Linked DNA regions of Homo sapiens: region 2 is linked to region 1. Evidence: chromatin contacts called from ENCODE Hi-C or POLR2A ChIA-PET data. All regions are on one chromosome and are shown on one strand. Each heading gives the region's core, a stretch centred on a gene start or an enhancer-like site at or near the end of the contact. The rest is flanking DNA. Distances are from core to core; before and after follow the strand shown. Region 1 overlaps MARCHF10 (membrane associated ring-CH-type finger 10). Region 2 holds the start of TLK2 (tousled like kinase 2).

Evidence for each region. A loop is a pair of places that touch in the nucleus more often than their neighbours do. ChIA-PET counts read pairs that join two places held with the same protein, here RNA polymerase II (POLR2A). Pooled maps may share reads with other maps.
Region 2: a loop to region 1 is called in a pooled map, with 5 times the contacts of the local background. The contact joins the promoter of TLK2 here to the enhancer-like site in region 1. A Hi-C loop is called at or near these places in 1 of 37 single-sample maps with no recorded cell type and 2 of 50 pooled maps. POLR2A ChIA-PET finds 5 or more read pairs at or near these places in 2 of 52 experiments (RWPE1 and activated B cell).

Annotation. Positions count from the first base shown.
Region 1 is chr17:62,721,645-62,728,566 of GRCh38, forward strand. It overlaps MARCHF10 (membrane associated ring-CH-type finger 10), which reads right to left. Exons shown (of 11, transcript NM_152598.4): 7 at 3,294-3,460; 8 at 844-953. All of the region lies in intron 2 of MARCHF10-AS1 (MARCHF10 antisense RNA 1), which reads left to right. Among named protein-coding and RNA genes, the nearest start is that of MARCHF10-AS1, 19 kb to the left of the region's middle. RefSeq lists an enhancer at 3,285-3,364. Within about 2 kb of position 3,232, at least 8 of the 41 ENCODE cell types and tissues checked have a DNase peak (open chromatin) inside an H3K27ac peak, as active enhancers do.
Region 2 is chr17:62,474,645-62,481,566 of GRCh38, forward strand. It overlaps TLK2 (tousled like kinase 2), which reads left to right and starts at 4,181. Exons shown (of 22, transcript NM_006852.6): 1 at 4,181-4,646; 2 at 6,477-6,562. The coding sequence starts at 6,482. RefSeq lists silencers at 3,286-3,335, 3,446-3,585, 3,766-4,065, 4,556-4,945.

The DNA of each region.
Region 1 (6,922 bases), core at 1,982-4,481:
TTGAGGGTAACTAACTTTTTTACAATATTAGAAATGCAGTCCAAATACCCTAGGAGAGTTAATTCACTAGGTGATAAAGATCAGCCAGTAGGCATTTACCTCATGTTCATTAGCTGTATGTAGGTAAAGCAGTTCCTTCTTATCCCAGGGTTACTTGGTATTTAAATTAGGGACCATTTCCTCCAAGACCCTGATTTTTTTTTCTCTTGTTATTAAATTACTTCTGCAAACGTGGGTGTGGAGCTTGCCAGAATTTTTTGGTATTTTTCTGTGTCCAGTTGCCCACTGAAGCTTCTTACTTTTGTTCCCAACAGCAGGGCAAACTCAACCCAGGACAAATAAGACTTCCAACTCTCGGCCAGGTGTAGTGGCTCACACCTGTAATTGTAGCACTCTGGGAGGTGGAGGCAGACAGATCACTTGAGATCAGGAGTTCGAGACCAAGCTGGCCAACATGGAGAAACCCCATCTCTACTAAAAATACAAAAATTAGGTGGGTGTGGTGGCACACGCCTGTAATCCCAGCTACTCAGGAGGCTGAGGTGGGAGGATCGCTTGAACCTGTGAGGCAGAGTTTGCAGTGAGATTGTGCCACTGCATTCCCGCCTGGGCGACAGAGTGAGACTCTGTCTCAAAAAAAAAAAAAAAAAAAAAAGGCTTTTCAACTCTCTAATACTCTAATTTAGTGGCAGGTCTTCTCAGAGAAGTAAGCTAAATGGATATTGTCAGACTCCTGCCAGCAGAGACCTTCTACATTTCTTAGATCAGGGAAGGGGAATGTCTTCTCGCCCTGCCCCTCTAACATACTTTAACCTGTGGAGGCAGAGTGGCCACATTTCTTACCTGAGATTGCTGGTGCTTCTGGTAGAACTCAATCATGTTAAAGTCACCCAGGTCAACCAGCAGGCCTTGCTTACACATCTCACAGGTCTTCACGGCACCAAGATCTGCTCCTTAAATTGGATAAAGAATTATATGTACATATAACCATGGGTCTGTTTGTGTTAGCACTTTGGACAGGTGATATTTGGGGAGTGAACTTGTGTGTGTTATGAATTCTGAGCTTCAGTGACCTTCCTTTAAAGCCAGCCATCTTCTGTAGAAAATGACCTTGAATCTGAGAGCTGAAAAATTTCCTTTGTAGTCATCTATTATGCAAGCTTCATAGAAGTGAAATTCCCACGACTTTTAAATAGCAGATCTTGCTTTCTATTTAAATATAAACAGGATGGTTCATAAACTTGGAATTGCTGCACAGAGGCTAAGAGTCTGTAACACAGGTGTTTGTAAAAAGAGTGACTATTCAGCTTTTTTTTTTTTTATTGTAGACCCAACACAGGTCCAAGTAAATAAATTAGTGAGGACCAAAATAGATGGCAGAAGCTATTCTCGATCAATGGCTTAAAAATCTGCCTTTACTCCTGCCCAGGTAACATTGCCACCTGAGAACAGTGAGGGAGCGAGGGGCCAGGTGTGGGTACTAGTTACAGTAGTACCCAGGGCCAGCTCATCAGCCTGAGCTCAGACTCATCGGGGAAAAGGAATATGAGAAGGCTTCCTTTGTTGCTGTTTTTATAAAAACAGGCATTCTAGATCAGCATTTTTATCCTATTCCCCAATGCAAAAGTGGAGGATGCAGAGCTGGGCTGTTATGTCTAAGCAAACATTCTGCCAGACAGTTTCTCCCCCTTAGTTGCGGCTTTTGACTAATGATGTACTGGTGTTTATTTTATGCATTAGAAAATAAAAGACCTATTAGTTACCTGCATGTATTTGGTAAAAATAGGGCTTGTGCAGTTTCATACCTCCATTCTATTTCCCCACTGGGGATATAAAGAAACAGTAAATAATAGAGACTTTCAAAGGGCAAGGATGAACAGGAAGTAATCCCTTATCTGCATTTTGTTCGCTTGACTTTTTTTTTTTTTTTTTTTAGCGTCATTCAGTAACGCTTTAGGCTACCAAATGTCCCATGAGTCTTCCGATCGAATCCTACTGAACACACCCATACAAGCGTTGACATTTATGAGCATAGCAGCATTTTCATGACATGTTTCACAGGTAACTTTTTCTGTGTTAGATGTTTAATTGGCCCAAATTTCTAGGAAGATAAAGGATTGCATGGCAGAGTCGTTAGCAACCAAAATCTACTCGTTTTCTTCCCTCTCTGAAGGACTGAATATTTTGCTCGTTATATGGATATGCGTTTAAGCATCTTGATCAGTGGACTTATATTTCTTATGCTAGGGAAGTTGCATAAAACGGGCTCCATGGATGACACAGTAATATGATTACCCCACGTGTTCATTCTCTGATTCCATGGTGTGCTGTCCTTGGTGAGGGGGCGTGGCAACACCTCATGGGGACAGGGTAAAGCTCTAAGTCTCCCTGCAGCCTGGATAGTGACGGCTAAGGAGAAGGATATGGAAGACGGGGAGAAATAGGATCTGGCTGTGGGGGGATATGTTTTCAGAGATGTGTGTCTGAAAGAAGCCGCAGCTATTTTCTGATCAAGTTGCTCTTTGCACTGATGTTCCATGCATTTTTTTTTTTTTTTTGCTTAAAGTTGATCTCATTCCTAAAGCCATGCTTTAAAGAAACCTTCTGTTCTCTGCCCAGAAAACTACAGCCGACCTACCGATGTGGTTGTATTTAGGTTATAACCTGCTCAGGGAGTTGAGAAGGTGCCGCACACCCAGTTATAAGATGCTAGGGAGCTGACAAAATCAGCACATGGAAATTTCTTTATCTAATATGGTTCTAGACAATCAGATCAGCACTCTTATCCCTATTGCTAAAAGGCAGCTTTGTTTAGTTTCTTAGGTGACCCCCAAATAAAAGGAAGTAGGATGTGTGTGCTGGGGGTCTCTCATGAGGGACCTTCTGAAGTATTTTGCTGGGTGTCTGCTAGCTGGGCACGGCTACTGTGTGTCTGCTGAGCTTCCACCGCTGACCCACTTCTATTTCCTTCCTCCTGAGAGGCGATCTTAGCATCTCTGCTCAGGCCTCAAGCAGAGGTAGAATTCAATAGCATTTGTTCCCAGGAGTCTTCTCTCAGATAAAAGCAAAAAACAAAAAACAAACCAAAACAAAAACAAACAAAAAACCCCCAACTCCCTCCCATAGTTTAAAGACAGCTTTTATGAGCAAGGATCTGGAGCTCAGCCACGTGTCCCTGAGTCGCTGTTCTGCGGAGGAGAGTGAGCTGATGACAAGGCTCCGGGGCCCACACCGTGGTGCCTCATGTTAATTACATGTCGTGGCACGTTCACTGCACTTCCTTCCCCACCTACCTGATGTTATTTTCACTTTCAGCCACTTTTTCAGGCACTCTTGATGAACAAACTGCAGGCTTCCCACACAGCCGCAAGGCTCCAGGAGGGGGTTGCTTGGGGAACCCCCGGCTATCTGACAGATGCGACACAAGTCTCCCTCCTCCTCGGAGTCCTCCTCCAGGAGACTAAATGTGAAAACAAGCCCTCGTGACCAGGAGGCTACACGTTTGCAGTTTCTACAAATACCAGTTCCCAGAGCATTGACAGAGAAGGAAGAGGGCTCCTGGTACTCACCCGCTGCCCCCTCTGACCCTAGTGAGATGATTTTTGATAACACAGGCACAAATTCTCTCTTTTTTTTTGAAACAGAGTCTCACTCCGTTGCCCAGGCCGGAGTGCAGTGGCACAATATTGGCCCACTGCAGCCTCAACCTCCTCAGGCTCTGGTGATCCTCCCACTTCAGCCTCCCAAGTAGCTGGATTACAGGTGCATGCCACCACACCTGGCTATTTTAAAAATTATTTTGTAGAGATGGAGTCTCACGATGTTGCCCAGACTGGTCTTGAACTCCTGGGCTGAAGCGATCCACATGCCTTGGCCTCCCAAAGTGCTGGGATTACAGGTGTGAGCCCCTGGGCCTGGCTGAGGCACAAATTCTTGTAACAGGCTTCTTTGCAATTGTCAATACGTGTGAGCTGACATGGAGGACCAGCACTGCCACCATAAATCAAGAGGTAAAGGGAAATGGCTACAGAATCATTTTCAAACTGGAGTCAAGGCCAGGAGCCCCTCTCCCTGCCAGGAAGTTGGTGGGGGTGGCATACTGGTGAGTGCATGGGATTCGTGGTCAGGGGGCCTGGGTTTGAGGCCAGCCTCTGAAACTTGTGAGTTGTGTGACTTTGGATAAGTTCCTTAATCTTCCCAAGACCCTGTTTCCTCATCTGTACAATGAGGGTCATGGTGATAACACCACTGCCACCTACTTCCTAGGGCTGTGGCCAGGCTGGCTACGTGTGACAATGAGGAACCTGTTCTGCAAACTGTAAAGTACATCTAGTGTCTGGCAAGGTGTTGTGCACAGAGTTCACTTAATAGATGTTGGTTTAGGTGGATGATGAACCAATAAACCTGGACACAATCTCCCGAATAACACCACACATGCCAACAAATGACATCAGCATTCCAGAATGTAAGCGGCTGGAATCTGATGAAGATAAGAACTAACGAAAATGTAAGTAAAGATATTTGTGTCTAATAAATGGTGAGTGAAGAATAGCTGGTCGATGTTCATGTTGGGAGGTTTTAAGAAGCCTAAGGCTATTTTCTTTTCTTTAGAGTCCTCACGGGACTGGGGGCCATCTGGTCAAGGAAAGGAAACTGGCTAGAGACTAAAATCAAAAGAGGAAGAAATGGACATTGCTCTGGATGGAGAAATATATGCTCAATTTCTTGAAAGACTTTTTTCCCCATGAAAGGGCAGCTCAGTGTAAAGAAGCAGAATTACAGTTTTCCATTATGGACATTCTCAATAACTTAAAGACATTTTCAACATTCAGACTTCAATACATTTCAACATAATTTCCATATTTTCGTAAGTAATCAGGAAGAACATGTGTACATGGGAGTGAGTGCTCCAACTGGTGAAGATAAACTAGAGAGAGATCTTGCAAGTTTGAGAAGGTAGGCAGAAAAGTGGTAGAAGATTATTTTTTGTTGTTGTTGTTTGTTTTGAGATGGAGTCTTGCTCTGTCACCCAGGCTGGAGTGCAGTGGCTCGATCTCAGCTCTCTGCAACCTCTGCCGGATTCAAGCGATTCTCCTGCCTCAGCCTCCCGAGTAGCTGGGATTATAGGCGTGCACCACCACACCTGGCTAATTTTTGTATTTTTAGTAGAGATAGGGTTTCACCATGTTGGCCAGGCTGGTCTCGAACCCTTGACCTCAGGTGATCCGCCTGCCTTGGTCTCTCAAAAGTGCTGGGATTACAGGTGTGAGCCACCACACCTGGCCTAGAAGATTTTTAATTTAGGCAACTACACGGGATTTGCATTTGGAAACAAGTGCTCTAAATCAGTGGTTTCCAATAGAAAATAAATGACCATCAGGTTCACCGGTAGAGATTTTACAAACAGATTCCTGGGCTCCACCCTTAGAGGTTCTGGTTCAGTATCTGGGGCCCAGGAACCTGAACGTTAAGATGGTCATGCAGGTCTGAAGATCACTGATCTCAACAGGAGGACGAAGGGCTCTGTGGTGAACTTGTTATGGTTGATAAATATCTGACTCTTAACTTAAGGTCCTCCATCTTCTCAAAGGTATAGGTGGGGATCCACTGGCTACCCTACTTTGCAAAAAAATTTTTTTTAACAAATAAAAGTGAAGAAGAGACAGAAAAGCACAGAAAAGAAAAGGAGAATCAAGCATAAAATCATTACCCCAAAGTAACTGCTTGTTAATAGTTGAGTCTGGCCGGGTGCAGTGGCTCACACCTGTAATCCTAGCACTTTGGGAAGCCGAGGCAGGAGGATGGCTTGAGCTCAGGAGTTCAAGCCCAGCCTGGGCAACACAGCGAGACCTTGTCTCAAAAAAAAAGAAAAAAATATATAGCTTGGTGTACTAGCCTTTGGTATTACTCCTGTGCACATACTGTTTTATAGAATTGAGACTGCTTTTAGGATTAGCTCAAGATAGCAGGCTAAGCACCCCCATCAGTCTCCTTTCCCACACAAATCTCTTAAAAGACCAAAAAAGAAAATTAAATAGAATGAATCCACAATAGTGCTGGAAAACAAGCAGGCCAGAAATAATGAGGAATTCTTGGAAAGTCGATGAAGATATGATGATATTGACGAGAGGAAAGGAAATGGCAACCCAAGGCATTCTCACAGAAGCATGGAGAAGGGAAGGGCAGACCCAGGGAAATGCCAGGCTTGGGCTGCACCAATGCAGGGGATGGGGCAATTATGAGGGTACGAGCTCAAGAACTGCTTCAGCACGAGGGGACCAGCTGCTGCCCCCTTTCAGATACCCTGTGATGCAGGCAGCAGGTGGCATAGTGCCTCTCCCAGGGGAACATTCTGTCATTGTATTCCAAAGAAAGGGAACTCTCCATAAAGGTCAAAGTTTTTTGTCTTGCTAGAGACAGGTCTCACTCTGTCGCCCAGTGGCAATCATAGCTCACTGCAACCTCAAGCTCCTGTGCTCAGCTGATCCTCCCACTCCAGCCTCCCAAGTAGCTGTGACCACAGGTGCACGCCACCATGCCCAGCTAATTTTAATTTTTTTTTTCTTAGAAACAGGGTCTCCATTGTTGCCAGGACTGGTTTCAAAGTTTTGGCCTCAACCAATCCTGCCTCAGCCTCCCAAAGTACTGGGACTGTGGGGAGTGAGCCACTGTGCCTGGCCACAGGTCAAAGTTTTTCAAAAAGTTCACGAATGACATTCAATTACACAAAACCTCCCATTCAGGAAACTGGATCTCAGAGGAGAAAAAGCACACAATTGCCGGGGACAGCGTGCTGGCCACCTCTCTCTACTAAACCACCCATTCCTTCCTTCATGAAACAACTGGGGGCCACCTGTCACATGTGGAAACCACCAGCATGAATGAGAGGGGACAAGGAAAATAAGTCAGCTGACTCTAGAGG
Region 2 (6,922 bases), core at 2,931-5,430, 250 kb before region 1:
TGATCTGCCCGCCTCGGCCTACCAAAGTGCTGGTATTACAGGTGTTGAGCCACCGCGCCCGGCCTAGAAGACGGAAGTTTGCATGTTGCCCAGGCTGGTCTCCAACTCCTGGGGTCAAGTGATCCACTGCCTCGGCCTCCCAATGTGCTGGGATTACAGGCGTGAGCCACTACACCTGGCCTCTTTTTTTTTTTTTTTTAAGAGACAAGGTTTCAATATATTGCCCAAGCTAGACTCAAACTCCTGGCCTCAAGCAACCCTCCTGCCTCAGCCTCCTAAGAGGCTGGAACTACAGACAGGTGCACGCCACTATGCTTGGCTCCTGTCTATGGCGGAGGTTGCAGTGAGCAGAGATTGTGCCATTGCACTCCATCCTGGGCGATAGAGCCAAACTTTGTCTCAAACAACAACAAAATCCCCTTAGAGCTCTTTCCTAGCAACCAAACGTTTTTCCATTTTGTTAGGAATTGGAAGAAGAGAGGAAATAACTGGCTAAGTAACTACTCTATATCAAGCACGGTTACAAGGCATTTTCCAACATTATTTCAATTTTAATGAAAGCTGCTCATGAAATTAGGTTTACTGGGTCACAGTTTTCAGATGAGGAACCTGGGACAGGTGAAGGGACAGAATTGGAACCCAGTTCTGTCATACCACAGATGCCCCACCTGTTCTACACTGGCCTGTCAAGAATAACAATAATAATAATTATTATTTTAGAGAGAGGCCTGCTGTGTTGGCCAGGTGGACTGCAGTGGCACGACCTCGGCTCACTGCAACCTTCGACTCCCAGGTTCAAGCGATTCTCCTGCCTCAGTCTCCCGACTAGCTGGGATTACAGGTGCCCACCACCACGCTCAGCTAATTTAAAAAATATTTTTAGCAGAGATGGGGTTTCACCATGTTGGCCAGGCTGGATCTCAATCTCCTGACCTCGTGATCCACCCGCCTTGGCCTCCCAAAGTGCTAGGATTACAGGTGTGAGCCACCGCGCCAGGCCCAATGATTATTTTAAATAATAATTATTTTTTTTGAGACGGAGTCTCGCTCTGTCACCCAGGCTGGAGTGCAGTGGTGTGATCTCGGCTCACTGCAACCTCCGCCTCCTGGGTTCAAGCGATTCTCCTGCCTTAGCCTCCCGAGTAGCTGGGACTACAGGCGCCCGCCACCACGCCTGGCTAATTTTTTTGTATTTTTAGTAGAGACAGGGTTTCACCGTGTTAAGACAGGATGGTCTCGACCTCCTGACCTCATGATCCACCGCCTCGGCCTCCCAAAATGCTGTGATTACAGGCGTGAGCCACCGCTCCCAGCCTTAAATAATTACTTTTATTTTATTATCATTATTTTTGAGACAGGGTCTCACTCTGTCACCCAGAATGGAGTGCAGTGGTGCCATCTTGGCTCACTGCAACCTCCGCCTCCTGGGTTCAAGCAAAATTCTCCTGTCTCAACCTCCCAAGTAGCTGAAAGTACAGGTACGTACCACTATGCCGAGCTAATTTTTGTATTTTTAGTAGACACGGGGTTTCACCATGTTGGCCAGGCTGGTCTCGAACTGCTGGCCTCAAGTGATCCACCCGCCTTAGCCTCCCAGAGTGCTGGGATTACAGGCGTGAGCTACCGCACCCAGCCTACTTTGAAAAATGGGATCATCGGCCAGGCGCGGTGGCTCATGCCTGTAATCACAGCACTTTGGGAGGCCGAGGTGGGCGGATCACGAGGTCAGGAGTTCGAGACCAGTCTGGCCAACATAGTGAAACTCCGTCTCTACTAAAAACACAAAAAATAAGCCAGGTGTGGTGGTGTGCGCCTGTAATCCCAGCTAGTTGGGAGGCTGAGGCGGGAGAATCGCATGAACCCAGGAGAAAGAGGTTGCAGCAAGCTGAGATTGTGCCACTGCACTTCAGCCCGGGCGACAGTGTGAGACTCTGTCACCAAAATAAAATAAAATAAAATAAAATAAAAAGATCCTCTAGCCCAAATCCCTCCATCACAGAAGCAGTTGGAGAAGTTTGAAAAGGTTAGATGATAGGCCCATGTGGCTTGTCTGTGGAAAGAGCTAGGCTGCAAGACACCTCTGACTCCATTGAGTGCTTTCTCTTACTCTCCTTTCCCGATTTAAGACATTAAATCATTTAAGACAGTGTCATTTGGTCGAGTGCGGTGGCTAACGCTTGAAATCCCAGCACTTTGGGAGGCTGAGATGGGCGGATCAACTGAGGTCAGGAATTCGAGACCAACGTGGCCAACATGGCAAAACCTCGATTCTACCAAAAAAGAAAAAAAAAAAAAATTAGCCGGGCCTGGTAGCGCGTGCCTGTAATCCCGGCTACTCAGGAGGCTGAGGCAGGGAGAACTGCTTGAACCCGGGTGGCAGAGGTTGCAGTGAGCCAAGATCGCACCACTGCACTCCAGCCTGGGCGACAGAGCGAGACTCTGTCTCAAAAAAAAAAAATTTTTTTTAAAAAGACAGTGTCATTTGATGGAGTTGCTTTCTTGATCGTTGGCTGCAATTAAAGACCTAGCCTCACTGTCTTTTGTGTTGCCTTGGACCGGCTCTTAGGTTCTACCGCCCTAACAGGCAGTGGAGGCTGGCCTCGAGTGGTAGTCCTCCATCTTGCCCTCTTTTCCTACCCTCTACCCCCAACCCGCGAGCTGCTCTCCTGTCTTCTTCCAACACTGTTCTCTTTGGGAATATGCATGTCCAACTTCCCAAGCAGTCTGGGATCTGGAGTAAGATGACTCTTGGTTTAATGAAGTTTTTCCACAGTGCTTGCATGTGCCCCAAGGGTTTGGAAGGTTGGAGAACTAACAAAAAGCAAAGAGCCATCCTGTGTCGTTTCGGCAGGTCTGTGTTCTGTTAAAATATGGAAGAATTAAGAGAAGAACGAAGAAATAAGGGCAGAAACTCCACTGGGGAGTACTTGTCTAACCCTGAAAAAGTTCAAGGCTGTTGTTCAAGGTCTGAATTTTTCCCTTGAGATTTGCTTGTAGTCCTTAAAGTCATCTTCAGACATCTGATCAAGGCAGCATCCGCGGAAAATTATAAGGTGGGTGGCTGCACTGGAGCCTGTCCTGGCTCAGGGGCGCCGGTGAAGAGTGATTTTTTTCCCTTGGCCTTGGGGGATCAGAGGGGGTGCCCTCTGCTATGCAGGAAGCCCTCCTTGCCCGCTAGATAGTTCTCATTCCTCAGGAGATACTCTGTGAGGGGCCGGCGTGTTTTCTCCATCTTGGCACTTACCCTCAGACCCTCCTAAGTACCCGGGAGGGCCGTGTTTTTCATCGGAGGTTGAAATGGAACCTCCCCCTGGGTGCCCGGGGAGAGTACCTTGGGGGCAGCGCCCCTCCTTCCGGAGGGCAGCATCCCCGCGGGGGCGGGGGCTCGGCTTTGATCCCAGGGCACCTTTTGTCCCTGGAGACGCTCTGCCAGCCAGGTACGTGGAGGGAGTGCAGCCCGCCCTCCCGGGCGACGCGCGGGGCTGGGGCGGGCCGGCGGCTCCGGGGAGTGGCGGCCGGGAGCCCGCGAACGCGGGTGGGCGCCGTCGCCTCACTAACCGGGCGCCTCCGGGAAGTCCGGGCGGGGTCCGCCGCTCACACATAGGATTAGCGTCCTCTAAACTCCATCCCTGGGAAAAGCCGCCGCACTTCTCACCCAAACTCGCGGAGCCGAGGGGCTGGGCAGGGGTTGGGCGGGCGCGGGGGCCGGCGAGGCGGATCCGGGAACGGGTGGACCCGGGCGGCCAAGCCCCTTCAGCGCCGGCCCAACCGCCCCGGCCCGGGCCAGTCCAGCGGGGCGGGGGCCGGCGACACAAAGGCGGCGGCGGGTCCTCCGGGCCTCCGGCCTCGGGCAGTCGCAGGGCGCCCCGGGCCGCCGGACCTCCCCTCGCGTTGCGGCCCGTCAGCCGGCGCCGCCCGTCGCCCGCCCTCAGCCGTCCGGCGAGGCGCGGCTTCCTCCGCCGGCGCGGGGTCCCCTGGTTAACCCCTGCCCGGCAGCGCGGCCGCTGATTGGAGAAGGCGGGGCGCCGGGGCAGCGGGGACCCCCCCCCACCTTCCTCGTCCCCTCCCCCTGCTCCCCCACTGTCGGCGCTTCCCCCACCCCCCCAGGACCCCCCCCGCCTCCCAGCCGTGCAAATCTCGCGAGGAAACACGCGGTTTCACTAGTGTGTTTACACCGATCACTACTAATCCGGACCGAACCGATCCGGATTAAGGGGCCGGAGGCGGGTCCTGGGCACCAGCGGTTCCGACCCCCCCGCCCTCCGCGCCGCACCCGAGTGGCCCCCAGCCGAGCGGGCCCCCACCTCCTGGCCCGGCCTGGGCCCTCCTGCGCCTCCCTTGGCCTTTGTCCGGCGCCAGGAGGCCGGTCCCGCGCCCCCCGCGGCCGCCCGGGCCCGGGCCCGCGTCGGGCGCCTGGCTCTGTACGCGAGCCCGGGGATCTGCGGCCTTCGTGCCCCCCCTCCCCCGCCCGCCCTCTCGTGGAGCCCGGCGCCGGCGGCGGCTGCCCGGGCGGGGGGTTGCGGCGCTCAGGAGAGGCCCCGGCTCCGCCCCGGGCCTGCCCAGGGGGAGAGCGGAGCGGTCCGCAGCCGGGTCGGGTCGGGGCCCCTCCCGGGAGGAGCGTGGAGCGGCGGCGGCGGCGGCGGCAGGTGAGAGGCTGAGCCCCGGGCGGGGGAGGACTCCAGGCCTGGGGCATTAACCGTCCTGGGGACCCCTTTGGCCTGAGGAGCCTGCGACCTGGGCCCAGCTCGGGGCCGGCTCCGGACCGCAGCTCCTGGGCGCTGAGGCGGGAGGGGCTCCCTGAGGGCTGCGGGTCGCTGAGGGGCCGGGCAGAAGATGGGGGAGGCCCAGGCGGCCCCGGCCTGGGATTGGGGCCGGCGGCCGGAGGAGAGACGGGGGCCCCCAGGCAGCTGGAGGCCTCGGCAGCCTCCCGGGCGCCCCCGAGAGCCGGCCCTCCCTTCCTCCGTGACAGGTGGGCCTGGAGTTGGGGAAAGTTTGGAGCCGGCGAGGGGCGCCGGGACCAGGCCCCATCGCTCCTGCTTCCCGGCTGTGGGCTGCAGGGAGGATCCCAGTCCAAGGCCCCGCTGGAATTAGACGGAGTGGCTATTTCCTTAACATGAGTTGACATTAAACGGAATAACCGCCGGGGCGTCATTTTCCGGGCCGGGCCTGGGGATGGAGGTTTGGGAAGTGTTGCGAGAGACCTTGGGGTTTGGGAGAGACTGCAACCTTTGCCATTCCGACCTCGATTAGGGCAGGGCAAGACGCGAGGAAGGCCACGGGGGAAACTCATTCTCCCAGTCTCTTTTTTTTCCTTCTTTTTCTTTTTGTAAAGATGCATTTCAACCTTTCTGAGAATTTCCTAATTCTCTCTCTAACCTGCACTTGCATGTGTGGGTGAAACTTTAATTTGTCACCTTTTCATTCCCCTTTGCCCCAGGCTCTCAATCCAGGAAGGGAAATGAAACTGAAGGACTTGTAAGGGGGTTGTTACTGGAGATTGTAGAGTTGTTGGATTGCAGAGGAGAATGTTCGATTCATCTTTTCAGTAACTTTAAAATCACACCAACCATTCCAACTACTTAATAATGTGTTCGAAGGGGTTCTATGTAATATGTTTCTTTTCCACTGTTAATATTAAAGAGAGGTTTTAAATGGGTCGTGTAGGAGTTGGTCTCTTGCAAAGGATGAACATATTTGCTGAAAGTAGCCTGTGCATTAATTGGTTATGGAAGTTTAAAAATGGTGTCCTCCTGCCCCTCCCTGCTTGGAAGAAGGGCTAAAAGCAGATGTCCAGAATCAAGAGAAAACTACTGCAGGGAGTGGTCAGAAAAAGATTTTTTAAAGGGATTGTTATGGAGCTATATTAATTTACTGAGTGAATGGAGGTGGATGGTTTTACCGTGGGCTCTCTATTAAATTTAAAATAATTCCTTTTCTCATGAGCTACTGTGAGCTCTTCAGAGACAGGAGCTGTATAATAGTGATTTTGCAGTTATTTGTAGCTTCTGATTCATCCTATATTCTTTTGAAATTATTGTCAATGATTCATATTTTTAGTTTAAGGACTACTTCCTGAGTGGGAAATAAATATCTGAAGATACTTAGCTAGATTAAGGCTGATAGAAGGAATTTTCTTTTTGCAGGCTAGTTCTTGTTTTGTTCTTTCCCCTGTGCTCAACTTTTACAGAAATTATATGAAGGGTTTGAGGGGTTTATTTTTGCTGTTAAAATCAAATCAGAACTAGGGAAGAAAAAGTGGCTGTCATAGAAGAGGACTTCTGAGCTGCTTTAAAACTTTTCAATATATTACTGTTTGATGCAGCACATAGTAGTCTACCACTTGTATGCTATATTTACTTGAGATTTACCTGCATTTGATCTTTCAGTGAAATAATTACTGTGAGTTTTGTTCTACAGAAAATTGCCTCCTCACATTTTAGTGTTTATGGTTTCACAGCCTACTTTTTCTTTTTCAGCAGAAATGATGGAAGAATTGCATAGCCTGGACCCACGACGGCAGGAATTATTGGAGGCCAGGTTTACTGGAGTAGGTGTTAGTAAGGTGAGTAAAATGATGATCATGAACACTATTCATATTCTAATTTAAACACATTTTTTAAATGATTAAGAGCAATTTGGGTAGGCCCTTCTGATAGTTTGCAGGGGAGAAGATTTGGGTCTTAATTTCAGTGAACTTTTAGATCCTACTGGTCATTCCAGTAGTCATTTAACATAGTAGGTTTGAAAATGTTCTATATGGGAATATATGTTTCTTCTTCCTTTCTGGTATAGGAGAGGTTTCTCATGGTTCTTGTTACAAGGAAACTAACAGGATGTGTGTATAGATTCTATGCCATATTTTGTTAAAACTTGTCAGCCATTCAGAAAGAAAATTACAAGGCATTGCATAGCTTTGTTACAT